2 separate regions of the Mus musculus genome follow, and region 2 is linked to region 1. Evidence: chromatin loops called from intact Hi-C (ENCODE). Cell type or tissue: heart. All regions are shown on one strand.

Region 1 (8,000 bases):
CCCCACCTGTAAATCCCAGCATGTGGGGTACAGAGACAAGGGATGCCCTGAGCAAACTAGCAAGACCAGCCATATCGGCAAGCCCTGAGTCCACGTGAGAGACTCTTCCACAATATACAATAAGGTGGTGAGCAATCAAGAACGACTCCATGATGTCATGGCTTTCATGTACCTGTGCACACATGTGCACCCCCACCCAAGCAATCATGCATCGATGCCATACACACATTCGCAAGCAAAGAATAAAAAGAAATCTCCCGAGACCCTGAATGAATCCTAAGCTGTCATCTAAGGCAAATGTCCGCTAACAGGCCTTGCTCTGTACTGCAGAGAGCTGGTCCCCAGTGGGGCAGCCACTGGATGACTAATGAGCATTGACTCAGAACACCCTATCCATCACCCCTGATGGAGCCCCTTTCCTTAAAGAACATTAGGGAGCAAATGTATCATCGGTGACTGGAGACCCAATAAAGCAGGCACCTCGAGAAATTTAGTATTCAACTCGTAAAGGCCTTAAAAGCAGTTTTCAATTATGAATGGCCTGGGGGGAGTCGTTCACTCCTCGCCGGGGGAGGAATAAAGATGGAAAATAATAGCATATCAATATCGCTGCGACTTAGCAGGATTAATCTGAGAGAGTTAAGGTCCTTGTTGGTCCCTGTTGCCTACCTGTTCAGGTACACTGGAGAATCCGCGCCAAGGTGACCTTCACCCTGCCACCTGTGGACACGGCCACCTCCCAGTGTGTCCGAACCTCCAGTACCTTCGCTCTCCCTTCACCTCCCCCGGGGCCTCACTCCTGGCTCTGAGCCATCTTCTCCACTGTGGGGTCTCCAAGGGCCAGTCTTCTCTTGTCACTCTGCTCGCTGAGATTAAGGTCTTTATCTTGTGATGGCCATTCGGTCTACATGTGTTTTGACTTAGGACTAGACCCACCCCTCAAAGTGCTTGCAAAAGCCGGGTGTCTACACTATATTATATGTTTCTGCAATTTCTTGTGAATATTAAACTATTCTGCAAGAAGATCTCGTAGTGGGAAATAGAACAGTGGGCGGATGCGTTGCTCTTGTGCTCCCTTTGTGACAGGGCCTAAGCCACCCGGGTGTGGGACAGACATTCGTGACAAAGAGTGGCCATGCTTCTTCCTCCAGCTGGGCCCTCACCTCTTCACCCCACCTGTTAATGGCGTTTGGGAGACAAGAGTGCAGTTACAGTTTAAAAAACCAGTGTAGCAAGTGGCTCACGCCTTTAATCTCAGCACTCTGGAGGCAGAGGCAGGTAGATCTCTGAGCTCAAAGCCAGCCTGGTCTACACAGACAGTTCCAGGACATCCAGGGCTACACAGAGAAACCCCATCTCGAAACCCCCAAACCTCTCAAGAAAAAGAAAATAAGGGGAATGAGTGTAAAACACTCACAGAGTCAGGGGTTTGTTGTTGTTGTTGTTGTTTGTTTTTGTTTTGAGCAATGGGAATGGGTAGGCCTCGGTGGCTTTGATGTCCTAGTGTGATAGACAGAAGGAAGCCATTGTCACCTCCAAAGAGGCACATGACCTAATCCCCAGAACCTAGGAGCAGGGAAAGGGTGATGGCTGTGGGGGAGGAGCAGGGAGAGGGACTAAGGCCAGCCATCAGGTGACCCTGAGATGTGGGGGCACCCTGGATCACCTGGCTAGGTCCAGAGTAGTTGCAGGTCTTCTTGGTAGAAAAGGAAGATATGACAGACAGACAGACAGACAGACAGACAGCTTAAGATACTACACAGCTGGCTTTAAAAAAGGAAGATGGGTCACGAGCCAATGGTTATAAGAAGCTTCTAGAAGTTCAACAACACAAGGAAACATTCTTCCCTATAGCTTCCAAGAGGAGTATAGCCCTACACACATTATGATTGTTTTAGCCCAGGGAAGTCCAAAGAGATATGTCTCTATAATATGCATAGACAGACAAACAGACAGACAGACAGAGTACAGCTGTCAGGTAGGTGCTGTGTGCCAAGGCATTCCAAACAGTGGGATGTCTACATTCCAAGGCAGCTGCCTCACCAAGGACCAAGTATGTAGACACATGGGTCTGTAGGGGACATTTCACACTCAAATAGTAACAATCACTATACTTAAGAGAGCAACAAGCTACCTACTGCGCTAACGAGGCATCGAAATAATTACCATGATTACTTCAGATTAAATCATGCATGTGGGAGGAGGTATGGGATGTGGAACAGTCAGAGGGTGTACGGAGACAGGGATAAAATCTGGAGTGTAAAAAAAAAAAAAAAGATTAAATAAAATTGAAAAATAAAAAGAATCATTTAAAAAAACATACATGTACGTCTATCAATTCCTGAGTGGGTAGTAAACAAACGCTCTTCCAAGGTCTGAGTTTGCTTTCTGGTGTTGTGATAAAGAGCATGCTCAGAAGCAACTTGGAGAGGAAAGGATTTATCAGCCTACAGCTTACGTCATGGAGGGAGCTTGGGGCAAGAACCCGGAGGCAAGAACTGAAGCAGAAGCCGTGGAGGACGCTTCACGCTGCTCACTGGCTTGCTCCCCTTGCATTTTCAGTCTGCTTTCTTATACACGGCAAGGCCAGCAGCCTGAGGGTGGCAGTGCCACGGAGGGATGGGCTGTCCCTCCCGGGTCAACCTTTAGTCAAGACAATGCCCCGCCCCCAGACTTGCCTATGGGAAGTCTCACTGAAACATGTTCTCAGTTGATTTTCCCTCTTCTCTGATAACTTTGGCCTTTTTGTCAAGTTAACAAAATATTAACCAAGACATTCCCGGGCCTTGCTTTGACGTGCCTGTTTGACACTTCAGCATTGCCTCCCCTCCTGTTATAAATGGGAAACAGGAGCTCCTAGGGATTAAGAGGCCTTGCCGAGTCCAGGGCCAGAAGAGTGTCAGATCCACTGAAGCTGAACTTACAGGCAGTAAGTTACAGAAATGGATGCTGGGAACCAAGCTGAGGTCCTCTGTGGAGCAGCAAGGACTCCTCACCCCTGAGCCCTCTCTCCAGGCCCCGTGGAAAGCTTTCTAAAAGTTCCCACTGTATCCCACCCCCACCCCGAGCATCTGTAAAGCTTCCTGGATGGTCTGAGTGCTGGCGTGTGGCATGGGTGACAGATGCAGCAGCTGAGAAGAGTCAGAAGCAGTGAGGAGACACAGTGGTTCCCAGGGAATGGAGACACTGTGCAGGGTGTTCTGCAGTCCAGGTGTTAGTGGAAAAAAAATCAGAGCACCATGATCTTCCCAGGATCTTGGGGGGGGGGGGTCTGCTATTCCAACTCCCAGATAGCACCCAAGGAGGCAGGTATAAAGGCTGGCTAGTGTATGGCATGCGGGACAGCTTCACTGAGCTTCCTGAGGGTGAGTGAGAGGTCAAGGGAGAGGGAGCCATCACTACAGATACCATAGCCGTTAAAATACTTTTAAATGGATAATCTGACAATGCCTAAAGTTGTACCTTAATGAAATTTGATCTTTTAGATGAATTGAAAAGAATTTGAGCTCATCCAGTATAATAAAGAACATAGATAGTTCTGTATATATTGAGGAAACATATCTGTCCTGGTGAGGTTTTACAGTCAACTTGACACAGCCTAGAGTCATCTGGGAAGAAGAAACTTCAACTGAAGAATTGCTTTGATCAGACTGGCCTGTGGCCTCTCTGTGAGAGAGTAATTACATTGACTGGTGACTGATGTGGGAGGGGCCACGCCACTCTGGGTGGCACCACCCCTAAGCGGATCAGTCTGTGTTGTTGAAGAAAGCTGAGTGCCAGACAGAGGACCAGCCAGTAACCATTCTTATTCTTCAGTGGCTAAAACCATTTATCAGGCACTGATTATCACTTTCATGTAAGTCACTCTACTTTTTTTTATTTGTTTAACATTTTATTGATTCTTTATGAATTTTACATCATGCACCGCAATCCCACTCATCTCCCCCCATGTCTGCCTTCTGCTTTGCAACCTCCCTCCCCAAAAGAAAACAAAAAAAATTTTAAAGATTAAAGGAAAAAAAAACCACTCACCATGGAATCTGCAGGTGTCACACAGTATACCCTTTTTCTGTGTGACCTTATGTCCCACAGTGTAACTTTTTTCCCAAACAGCTTTACTTGCAAATGCTCATTGCCGTGAGTCTTTGGTCTGGTTAGAGGACTGACCTGTGTCTTTTAGCCAGGCAGAGAAAGGCCAGAAAGTCAGAAGATCGAGGTCATGCCCCTTTAAGGACAAGCCCTATAGTCCCTTGAGAACTGACACAGAGATAATCTAGGCCAAGGTGATCCAGACCCAGAGTCCTTACAAAGACGCCATAGGAGAAAGGCGTCTGCACCTGGCACCACCAGCCCCCACAGCCAGGGGGCGCTGTGCTAGATTCGTCAGGCCAGGCTAGTAACAGAGGCTCTGATGCTGATGCTGATGCTGCAGTCCACATCCTGCTCACGGGAACCTGAATGCTCATAGCAAGCTGTATGGAACCATGATCTCTGATGTACCAAGGAGGAAAGGCTGGAAGAGCCCGGAGGAGCAGCAGATTCTCCTACTGTGGCAAGCGGCTCATAGCTGGAAGACCTGCGGTCTTTGAACCTGTCTCTGAATGAGGCTTAGGCAGGTCTTCTGTGTCCCGGATGGTTTCAGAACAGACTGACCAACACCTCGCTACACAGAATAACAATCTCCAAGGTGGCCCGTCTTTTAACTTTGGAAAAGATGTGCGCAAGTGATTTGCATATTCTGGTACATTCAATTTTCATATATTTGCATATTTATTTGTACCACTATTATGAAATGCTTAATTGGTTGGTACCTCTCAGTTAACTCTACCGAAATGAGGCAGGAATGACCCGTTATCCCCTGGGACACACTGAGCTCCTGAGGAAAAGGAAGGTAGGAAGTCAGATGCAGGCATCAGGAAGTAAGATGCTCGAGGCGCGGAGGGCTCAGGTCATGAGTCTAGGAGAACAATGACTTAGAGAAGCTGGGAAAGGAATGAACACAGATAGACAGACACACAGACACACAGACACACAGACACACAGACACACAGACACACAGACACACCTCTAGGAAGAACACCACTCAACCCACATTTTGATTTTAGCCCAGGAAAACCTGTGACTCTCAGAACGTTGAGACAACAAATGTCTGTGGGGTGAAGCCAGTAGTGGATAGTAATGGGCGCGGCAGAGGACAGGGCAAGAGTCCCCATCACACGGGGCTGAGTCCGCTGCAGCAGCCCAGTGGGCAATGAGTGAGGGAATGAACCCTGGGGGCCGTGAGCAGACCTGGCATGGAGCCCAGGGGCTCTCAGTCTGGGGGACCTAACCGGTCTCAGCTCCACTGGCGTGAGATTCTCTGGGCCTCAGCAGCCCCATCAAAGGCTTGGACTCTGCCTGCGAGGGCTTTCGCAGTCCTGGGTGCTTGATCTGCCCTCAGGCCTGCCTTGACCTTGACCCTGACCCTTGTTTACTTCAGCAGAGACTGACCTTGGCTTCTAGCAAACCTCCAAGGCAGGCTCTGGGCTGGGACAGGTGACAGAGCCGTGCCCAGATGACTACCGCACGCCCTGCCACAGGTGACTGCTAGTGTCCCTGACCTTTCTGTCTCCCCTCAACCCCTCTGCCCACCTACTCACACAGCAGAGCCTACTTTCCCAGGGGGTCTAACCGCAGAAATGAAGGGGTCTCAGACAGATCAGAGGCGGATCCTTGATCTCACTCAAGGAAACCTGACTTTCTCCTCCCTCCCACTCCCTGCCTATCCATAAGCCCAGGTTTAGCAGGCTGCTATGCCCCCCTTTGTTATCTGCTCCTCAATTCCACCTCTTACACCCTGTAGATTGACCTACATTCTCTCCTAAGGCCACAGAAACCATCACATACCTCCAAAAAGACACATCAGGGTTTCCTTTATTATAGAGACGGACCAGCTCCCTAAAGCACTCCAATTCCACACAAGGAAGTGACTTTAGAAAAGGAGGAGCAAAAAGAGGAAGAAGGAAGGAAGGAAGGAAGGAAGGAAGGAAGGAAGGAAGGAGGGAGGGAGGGAGGGAGGGAGGGAGGGAGGGAGGGAGGGAGGGAGGGAGGGAAGGAAGGAAGGAAGGAAAGAAAGAAAGATTGATTGATTCAATGCACAGAGAGGATGCACATTTTCCTAAAGGTCACAAGACAAAGGCACACCTCGTGTTTCCCATCTTTACCAGAACCCCTCCCCAGCATCCCTACTGCTGCCTGGCAACTTCCTCCAGCGACCTGAAGGACAGGGAGAGCAGCCAGGCTTCTATAGTCACGTCCAAGACCACAGTGATGCTATTCTTTCCTCGAGTGAGCCCCGCCCATCCAGCGCTAGATTTAGCCATTTAATGCAGCCGAACCTGCCCCCAGCCCTGCCTCTGAGATTAGCTCCGCAGCTTTGAACACCTGCCCAGAGACACTCAGCTTAAAACACCGGGAAACAGAACAGAAAAGAGAAAGAAAAAAAAATAGAAAGAGAGAGAGAGAAAAAAAAACCATCGACCACATTTAATGGAGCCGTCAGCGAGTGGGTCTGACCCGTCCATTATGCGGCCCTGCCCGCCTGGGGAGCCCAGCCACGCGGCCTGACCACAGCATTAGACGACATCAGCCCACAGGCCAGGCTGGGAAAGAGCCGCCCTCAGCCTGAGCCTGGGGGCTGGCCACGACTCCTCAAGGCTCAGGTCCTTGGGGATTCTCTGTGCCACAGGCCACAGGGCCGCAGGCCACACCGGATATGACTCCCTCTTCCTCACTCAGGACCCCAACTCAAGGATGGGATCTCCTAGGTCTGGTCCTGGAGCATGGCATCTGAGGGGCACCCTGAGACCCTGCCCACACAGGGCGTTCACTGCTAATGTCTGGGAGCCGTCCTTTTAGCTTCTTTCAGCTGTTTAGAAATGTGTCCCTCTCCGAGGTGGATTAGTTAATTGTGCTTTGAGACAGATACCTACCTGTGAGACTTCTATCTCAGTTTCAAAAACAAAACAAAACAAAACACCTAGGGCTAGAGGGAAAAAGAAAAAGAAAGAACAACAACAACACTATTATTATTATTAATTATTTGAGTCTCACTATGTACCTCTGGCTGGGCTGGAACTCACTATGTAAACCAAGCTGACCTTGAAATCACAGAGATCCCCACCTGCCTCTGCCTCCTGACTGCTGGGGCTAAAGGCATGTGCCGTCATACCTGCCTGGGAAGAAAAAATATTTTTATACATAGCTGATGTAGGAAGCCCTTTTCTAGACATAAGATGAAACCTAATATATAGTGAGAGAAAGTTAAAAAAAAATAGGTTTTGCCATACACATACACACACACACACACTCACACACACAGAGCTTGAAAGCATGCTATAGGAAACAGGTTAAATCAATAGAGTTGTGCGGGTGGGAACATGTCTGCAGCGAGTTCTGTCACTACAGGAGAAGAGTGTTTTGACTTCTCAGGGAAAGTCACTGGGGTCTGTCCAGCCGTCAGCCAAAAATTCAGTAGTGACAGGGCTGAGTTCTTGCAGGTTCTCCAGAGTTTATGCTGTCAGGCTCAGGCCACACCACTTCCTATTCTTGTCTTGGTGACAGGAATAAGATGAAGAGTGGGGAGTGCTTAGCATAGAGCAGGGGCTGTGGCCAGGCTCCTCAGTGGGAGCCTCCACAGGGTAGAAAGCATGCCTCCAGCAAGTGTTATTTGCTAGTACATGGTTTGTAACCAAATGAACCCCTAGGAACTTCGCAGAATAAAGGATATTCTTTGAAGGTTAAAAAAAAAAGAAATCCCTAACATCCAAGGTAGGAGACAGCATTGTCTTGCAAAATGTGTACCCAGGACAGTCATTGCAAACAAATAAGGAGAGAGGGAGCTGGTGTGTGAGGAAAGGGGATGTTGGTCTGGTCTCCCACCTCTTGAGAGTTGAGGGCTAGCCAATCCTCTGAGAAGTCCTGCTTGCCCAGCTGGGGTTTCTTCAGTCCACTCACAGATG
Region 2 (8,000 bases), 68 kb after region 1:
GATAGATGGATGGGTGGATGGATGGATAGATGGATGGATGAGCTGGATGGTTGGGTGGATAGATGGATGGGTGGATGGATGGATAGATGGATGGATGGATGGATGGTTGGGTGGATAGATGGATGGGTGGATGGATGGATAGATGGATGGATGGATGGTTGGGTGGATAGATGGATGGGTGGATGGATGGATAGATGGATGGATGAGCTGGCAAATGGGTGGATAGATGAAAGGGTAGGTGATAGGTGGATGAATAAATTAATAGGTAGGTAAGTGGATAGGATTAATGAGTAGTTGGGATAAATGTGCAGATGGGAATGAATGGGTGGCTTTACAGAAAGGCAGATAAACCAGCATGCAGACAGTAAACAGGTCACTTTAAGGAATGGACTCACATGACTGTGAAGACTGATGTGGTAAAATCACAAGTGCCCATCAGCAAGCTAGAAATCCAGGCAGGAGCTGAGGCTGCAGCCTGAGCCAGAACCCCATCCTTTCTGGGAAACCTGAGTTTTGCTCTTGAAGTCTTCAACCTATCAAATGAGGCCCACCCGCCTTACAGAAGGGAACTCCCCTTTCTTAAAGTCAGCTGATAGCAGATCTGAAGGGCACTGGCAAAGTCATGGTGACACCTAGGCTGTGTCATCAAGCAATAGGCCCCCATAGCCTTGCACCCCGATTCCCCCTCATTTGGTTCCCTTGAGATCTCCCCCACTTCCCACCCTCCCACCCTCCCACCCTTAGCCAGAATTAGCCAGAAAGCGTGCCTGGTGGGCTCCACATGGGAGACAGAACAGAAGGAACCAGAAAGAGCTGAAGGTGGACCCCACGATCGGTGCCAAGCAAGCACTTTAGTGAGCTGTACCTCAGCTCTTTTTCACTTTCCATTTTGACATAAGGGCTCACTAAGTTTACCAGGCTGATCATGAACTTGTCATCCTCCTGCCTCAGCCTCCCAGGTAACTGGGACTACAGGCCTATACCACCTTTACAGGCTTCAGAAGGAGTGATTCTTGGGAACCAGAAAGGAGACACGGGTTTGCCCAATTCGACTCTCGAGACCCTGAACACAAAGCCCTGTACCCCAGCCAGGCTGACCTGTCTCTGGGCGCTTGTCTTTTTCAACTCCGTGAATTCCTTGGGAACCCGCTGTCTCTCTTCGACATATTTCTGCAATCTGTATTGTAAATCTGCTTCATTTGAAATTCACAGCTAATGACCTAGCCCTCGCACGCAGGAAACAGAGTGAGGTTCCGGCTTTTAGAGGCCAGGAGCCTACTAGCCAGAACATGACAAGCATTACGAAGTATAGGCCTGCTCTAAAAGCACTTAAGACACAGCCTCTGTCAGAAATTTCCAGAATATCTTCAAATAACATCATTTATCTGCCAAGAGGCCCGAGGGGGCGGGGCGGGGAGGACAGCGGTGGGCAAAGGATAAATGAGCATTTGATCAAATCCATACCTTCAGCTCCCCAGGGAGAGGAGTAGATATGTACTAACCCTTCTCCTCACCCTGCCCACCAGGTCTGTGTTGATGCCTGTGTGGACCTAGGAAGCCCAAGCCCAGCAGAGTTGTGAACTACGGCAGGCGGCCTGTCCCTGTCCACCAGCTCCTGTGGATGACACAGAGACTCCACCTTAATCAGACTCGATGACCCAAGAGGTAATTTGATAAAGCCAGCATCCCTGTTTTGGGGGTTGGCCCATTTAAGTGAAACCCAAAGCCGGCTCTGGGGTAAATTGGACCAAGGAGGAATCGATCAGTTCATCCGCACTTTCTCAGTTTCAATGGAGTCAGGCCTTAACCCGGTTAATTTTTGTTAAACGCATTACCCAGGTACTCTCCTCTTACCAGTCCAATGATTTTGTGTCGCGCCTGAAGGATTGTAATTGGGAACCAGGGCGAAGCCCTCAGCGCAGGGTGATTGAGTACAGACGCTGCAGCCCACGCGGCTGCCACCTGACACTGAGCAGTACCGCCCGTCGGTACACAGCACACCCCTCCTGGACTCTTATCAGGATCGATCGCTGACGATGCAGAACAAGAACACGAGGCAAAAGCATCCCTGACAGGAAGGGAACTCTGGGCTTTTGGACACTGGTTCTGGGATCCTCCCCAAGCCCAGAGACAGTGGGGAACTCTGGCATCCTAGCTCAGTCAGCCATGGGTATTGCTAGTCTGTCCACATCGTGATCATCTCAAGGGTGTGTCCTCCTAACTATTGCACAGAGAACATTGCCCAGCCTTCCCTTATGGTCTCCTCCTAACCTCAGGCCTCGGGACACGCCCAGTGACCTCTCTAGGCCCACTTCCTGCTCCTCTGTGCCCCTATACACTCAGCCCTCTGTGTTCACCAGGCATGTCTGTGTTCTGGTCTCCTCGCCTACTGAGGTGTGGTTGGTCCTCGCTCACAGAGAAGTGAGGACAAAGCCGAGAGACTAGAGGCTTACGGACAGGAAGTGCCTGTTTGGGGCATGTCCCTGAAGTTCGGGCAGTAGAAGCATTATTTCCTAAATATCTATTATTTAGAGGAAGGACCTTGGGAAGTGGTTGCGCGGTGAAGGTCTGTGGACTGCTGGGCTGTTGAGCGGGTTGGTTGTACAGTGGAGTCCTCCCTGGCCTGTCACGTGATGCCCTCTGCTGTACCTGGTGCGAAGGAAAGCCCCGCCCCCAGCTGCCAAGCAGGTGCCAGCGCCACGCTTCTGTGCTTCGCAGCCTCAGAACCTCGAGCTGCTCTTAAAAAACCCCAGTCTCAGGCTTGTGACAGCAACAGAAAACAAAGACAGCCCGCCTGTTTGTGTTAACCATGGTCGTGATAGGAGGCATACAGCCAGTGTTATGGGGCTGGGGAGGTACTGATGAGAGAAAATTGGCACAGATACCTTCAACACAGGTTGGCACCTTTCTTTCTTTCTTTCTTTCTTTCTTTATTTCTTTATTTCCTTTTGTTTTTTTGTTTTTTGTTTTTTTTTATCAGGACAAGGTTTCTCTGTGTAGCTCTAGTTGTCCTGGAACTGGCTCTTTAGACCAGGCTCAGAGATCTCTCAAACTCAGAGATTTGCCTGCCTCTTCTGAGTTCTGGGACTAAAGGTGTGTGCCACCACTGCCTAGAAGTTGGCGTTTTCTTCAAAAGTTAAGTATGTTTTTACTAAAAATCTGGAAATTTTACCCAAGAGAAAGGTAAGCATATGCCCACACAAAGACCTGTATGTGAATATTCATAGCAGTTTTATTCACAAAGTGTCAAAGACAGAAACAATACAGGTATTGATCAAAAGATAAATGGGCAACCAAATGTGGTAGGGTCACACCATGGAATACTATATAGCCATGAAGAAGAATGACACACGGATATAAAGGCAGAGGATGAACCCTTGCCTTATCAGGAGGGTGACTGTCATTGCTGGCATTCAGGTCTGTTAGTTTGCTTTGCCAGGCAGATTGAAAGTCTTCTTTGGAACTGAACAAGCTTGTCCCTGTGAACTGGAGAAGTCTTCAGTCAGTGCAGTGCTAGAGAGACATGTAGCCCAGGAGTGATGCCCAGCATCATCCAAACCCAGCGTGAAGGCTCGCTGCGCAGCTGCGATCCCAGCACTCAGAAGGCAGAGAGAGAAGGATTGGGCTTCAAGACCATCATCAGTTACATGTGAGTTTGAGGCTAGCCTGGACAACCTGAGACCCTGAGGTGGACATTTCTGGTTTCTTTAACAACTCAGATGTGTCATGTGATGTTTTCCTGGATGCTGTCTTGTGAGAGGGCATGTGATGTTTTGCTGAAAACAGACACTTGAAAGGGCGTGTGATGTTTAGAAAGAACATGAATGGGACCCACAGACAGTGAGAAGACGTTCTTGCATTGCTACACCGTGCAATGCTTTGCCGGTCTCACTTCTTCACTGGTCTTCCCTGGCCTTGCAATGCTTTACTGGTCTTCACTGGTCTTCATTTTGTAGAAGGAAATGCGCCAAAGAACTTCTCGTGATTTTCCGGCTGACTCTGGCTGCTTCCCTTGACGTGTGCCAATTCGGCGGAGCCTTGACGTTTCTGCTGGATCAAGCTGCTGCTACTGACTCCTGTTTGGTGTTTGCTATTGAACTGGACTGCTGGTATCCTGACAACGAAGACTTGGATCGCCCCCAAGGAACTAGTTCCAAACAAGTCCACCACACCCTTTTCCTCTTACCCTTCTTTCTCCCCTACCTTAAGAACCCTAAATAAAGTAGGATTAGAAAAAAGCCTGCAAACGCTGCTTCAAAAAAGTCTCCTGACTTAGTAAAGGAGGGCTCTCCTCAGAACCATCTGGGCTGCTTCTACCTTAGAAACTTGGCATCTCTTCTCTTCCTAAGCAGAACCCAAGGCAGGTGCGGCAGCAGGCCCATGCTGTCCTCTGCAGCACCCATGCTGTCCTTTGCAGCACCTACGCTGTCCTTTGCAGCACCCGCACTGTCCTCCGCAGCATCTGATGAGCTCAGTGTGATTCTTAGAACCCAGGCAAAGACGGGAAAGGAGAGATCCGATCTCATAAAATCATCTTCTTACTTCCGCGTCTGCGCGTCTGTCCTCCAAGGTAGGGACTGTCTTTACTCCCATTTTACAGGTGAAAAGACTGAGGCTCAGAGGGCTAAGGTGACCACTCGAGTACTAAATGACAGAGCCACACTTAAACTCAAGGTTTGACTCCAGAATCTGTGTCCTTATCCTACAAGAACGTTACAGAAGAGAGTGGGGTTCCTGATAAATCACTGAGCAATATTTATGTTCCCCCATGAAGGGACTTAAGAACTGACTTAAGAAAAAGGGCCATCCTTAACGATGGGTGCTGGTTCCCAGAGCACTCTGTCCCTGTGCCTCAGGCTCTTAATTTGTACAGAGGGAACAAAAGCCACACAGAGTGCCTCCTGAGACAGGGTTTCAGGAATAACCTGGAATGCAGCAGGAACCCCAAAAGTGTCTATTGGGGTCAATTTGAGACAGGTCTTGACTTGCTTAGGGATTCCTGGATTCCTCAAAGGAGCCAGAGGGTTCATAAGGAAAATAAACAAACTATCCACTCTGGGGATTCTTGTTTGTTTGTTTGTTTGATGGTTTGTTTTGAGAAAGGTTCTCATGTAGCCCAGGATGGCCTAGAGTCTGTGCAGAGCCCAGGGATATGGGACCAGAGAGGGACTGTGACCTGGTAGCTTGGAGAGAAACAGCCATTGTGGTAGTCGATATACCTCTCCTCTTTGTCAATCTAGACTACTGAGCAGAGATGAAAACCACTCACCCAGGTTGTGGTGGACAGGGAACGGGGGCTGAGACCCTGGAGGATCAGGACATTGCCCCTTAGGGAAACAACATAGATTCCCCAGGGGCAGCAGCGGGGAGGTGATGTTGTGAAGTAGCTTTGTTGCTGAGGAAAGCTGGCTTGTCACTGGGCTGGGTGGCTAAGTGTGAACTTTAGGAGGCACGATGACAGGCCAACTGTAGAGTGGTGTGAGTCGTGGAGAGGCAGAGGGTAACACAATACATGTTTAAGCTCCAGTGAGATCCACGCAGCCATCTTTGCGAAGTGGCAGTTGGCTGTTGCCTCTCTGCAAACCGCGCTCGCTGGCAGGAGGAACAGGCCCTTAAGCCTTCCACACATTTCCGGAAGGCAGAAAAATAGCTATCTCAGGAGCCGGTGACAGGAGGAAGATAAATGGACTCCTACAGGAGCCAGAACGCCAATCTCTGCTGATATTCTGAGCCTCACTTTCCTCGACACCACAGCCACTTCCAAGGAGCAAGAGCTGTCAATGTAGTTCTCTGGGCAGGCGATCAGGCCTGGCCTAGACAATCATTTACAGGTTATCTGTGCCTCAGTTTCCTCCTAAGCAAAACAGAGATGATGATAATCCCATCTTCCCCCATGGCTGGTGCAAGAATTCTATTCAAATACCCAAATTTGAAGACCTAGGGATGTAGGTAGCTCTCCTGGTCACCCCACAGTCCCATCCTTGTTCTGCCCAAGGTCTGTGGGTTTTAAGAGGCCAAGTCATCTAAGCTTTGTTATAGCTGGCCAACAGGCTGCACACACACACACACACACACACACACACACACACACCTGCACACACCGATGGGGAAAATGTAGAGGCCTATGTGCACATGTGACAAATGTACTCCATGGAGACTATCCAACAGGTGAGGAACCCTAAAAAGAAACTGAGACGACCGAGTAAGTCTGAATAGAGGCTCTAGCTCAGGGCCAGCAAAATGACTCACCAGATAAAGGAGCTTGCTGCCAAGCTCCCTGAATGAGTCCCGAAAACCAACATGGTGAATGAAGACGAGAGCCAGCTCCATAAACTACAACCTCCTTGTTATCACTGGGAAAGGAAGGAAGCCAGGGACTCCCTCACCCATTGGGATGGGTCTCCAGATGGTTTGCCTTTCTGGCTCCCAGTCATCTGAATAGACTCACCCAGTCCTCAAACTAAAATGCCCCTCCATCCCAGAATCGCAGGCTGTCCGGCTGGGTTCAACCCTCGCAAAGAGCTCTGCCAAACTCTCCCAGGCTCGCTCTCCTGACCATCATCCCATCCTCAACCCCCTTCCCAGGGTCTCTAGGCCTGCTTCTCCTTTGCCTCCATCCAGGCCCCAGGTCTCTCCCACATATATCATGTGGCAAAAAGAAGCTTCAAGCTGGATGAGGTGGCTCACACCTTTAAACCCAGCACTCAGGAGGCAGATCTCTGTGAGTTTGTGTGAGGCCATCCTGGTCTACACAAAGAGTTCTAGGTCAGTCTGGGCTACATAGAAAAACCCTGTTTCAAAAACTTTAATAATAATAATAATAATAATAATAATAAGAAGAAGAAGAAGAAGAAGAAGAAGAAGAAGGGGGAAGGGGGAGGAGGAGGAGGAGGAAGAGGAGGAGGGGGAGGAAGAGGAGGAGGAGGAAGAGGAGGAGGAAGAAGAAGAAAGGAGGAGGAGGAAGAGGAAGGGAAGGGGGAGGAGGAGGGGGAGGGGGAGGAGGAAGCTTCCAGCAATTCATTACCTACAACTGAGAACTTGACCTTGAATTTGGACCTGATGTGGGGGGGGGGGGAGAATTTTCACATAGCCCCGCCCCTCAGTCCACCTCTGGAGACATTTATTAGCTGGTTCCTGTTTGCTGACAGCGCCCATGTATGTCCTGTGCCAGGAAGATGCGCTACTGGGTTCTGAGTCCACACAGATGCTGAGCCAGCAGCGAACCTTGATTTACAGCTGGCAGGGTTGGGGCAAGATGAGCGTTCTCCCAAGTCCCCAAGAACACACGAAAAGCTGGGCTCTTTCATTTTGCAGATGTAAATCATTTCTGTTCCTCAGTCTGCACGCCATGGTGACTTCCTCGCCTACCCTCCACCTCAGTCGCCAAGCTCAGAACCGAGGAGCTACCCAGGAAGTTGAGGTGGGACACGCTGACTGGGAAGCCATGATCCTCTGAAGCAGCAGTGCCAAGGTCCCCAGAGACCTCTACCTCTGCTCCGCTGTTCTTAGCTGGGCGCTCAGCAGCGCCATCTGCAGGCTCCTGGCTCCAATTTGCAGGCTTCGTGGGACAGAAGCCTACTGATACAGCACACTGCCCGCCCACTGGATCCTCCCACCCTGTTGTGACTCTCCCTGGACCCCCTCACGGAGTGCACTCTAACTGCCCCCTCCCCGCACCCACAGAGGCTCTTCGAGAACAGTCCCACAGCTGCCCGTGGCCAGAAAGCTCCAAAGCACTGAGAGGAGGCCTCTGAATGCTCCTTGAGCAAGAAAGTACGCTGCTCTGCCCTAGGCACTCCACCACACTGTCAGGGATGGAGAGCTAGCTCACTGGAGGAACTGAGTTCTATTCCCAGCCGGGATCCCAAGCCAGGTTTGTCACAACCGCCTGTCACTCCAAATCTAGGGGATCTGTCGCCCCTTTTTGGCCTTCAACAGAACCTGCACCCACATGTACCTACCCAGGCACAAATATACATAATTGAAAAGAAAATCTTTAG

What was found. A loop is a pair of places that touch in the nucleus more often than their neighbours do. Peaks named below come from ENCODE experiments on the same cell type or tissue, not always from the same donor. Only the 100,000 strongest peaks of a DNase experiment are listed, where the experiment ranks them.
Region 2: it touches region 1 in a loop (2.1-fold over the local background); 2 of 42 quality-filtered maps call a loop at or near these places.

What each region holds. Positions count from the first base shown.
Region 1 is chr4:135,030,962-135,038,961 of GRCm38, reverse strand. No RefSeq gene overlaps it. Among named protein-coding and RNA genes, the nearest start is that of Gm42327, 16 kb to the left of the region's middle. RefSeq lists a cis regulatory region at 195-1,194. In heart, a CTCF peak has its summit at 4,353; a DNase peak (open chromatin) is centred at 6,331; H3K27ac peaks cover 1,011 bases.
Region 2 is chr4:134,962,734-134,970,733 of GRCm38, reverse strand. No RefSeq gene overlaps it. Among named protein-coding and RNA genes, the nearest start is that of Syf2, 36 kb to the right of the region's middle. In heart, a CTCF peak has its summit at 7,538 (motif pointing left); no DNase peak of the experiment used is centred here; H3K4me3 peaks cover 568 bases; H3K27ac peaks cover 1,078 bases; H3K27me3 peaks cover 3,940 bases.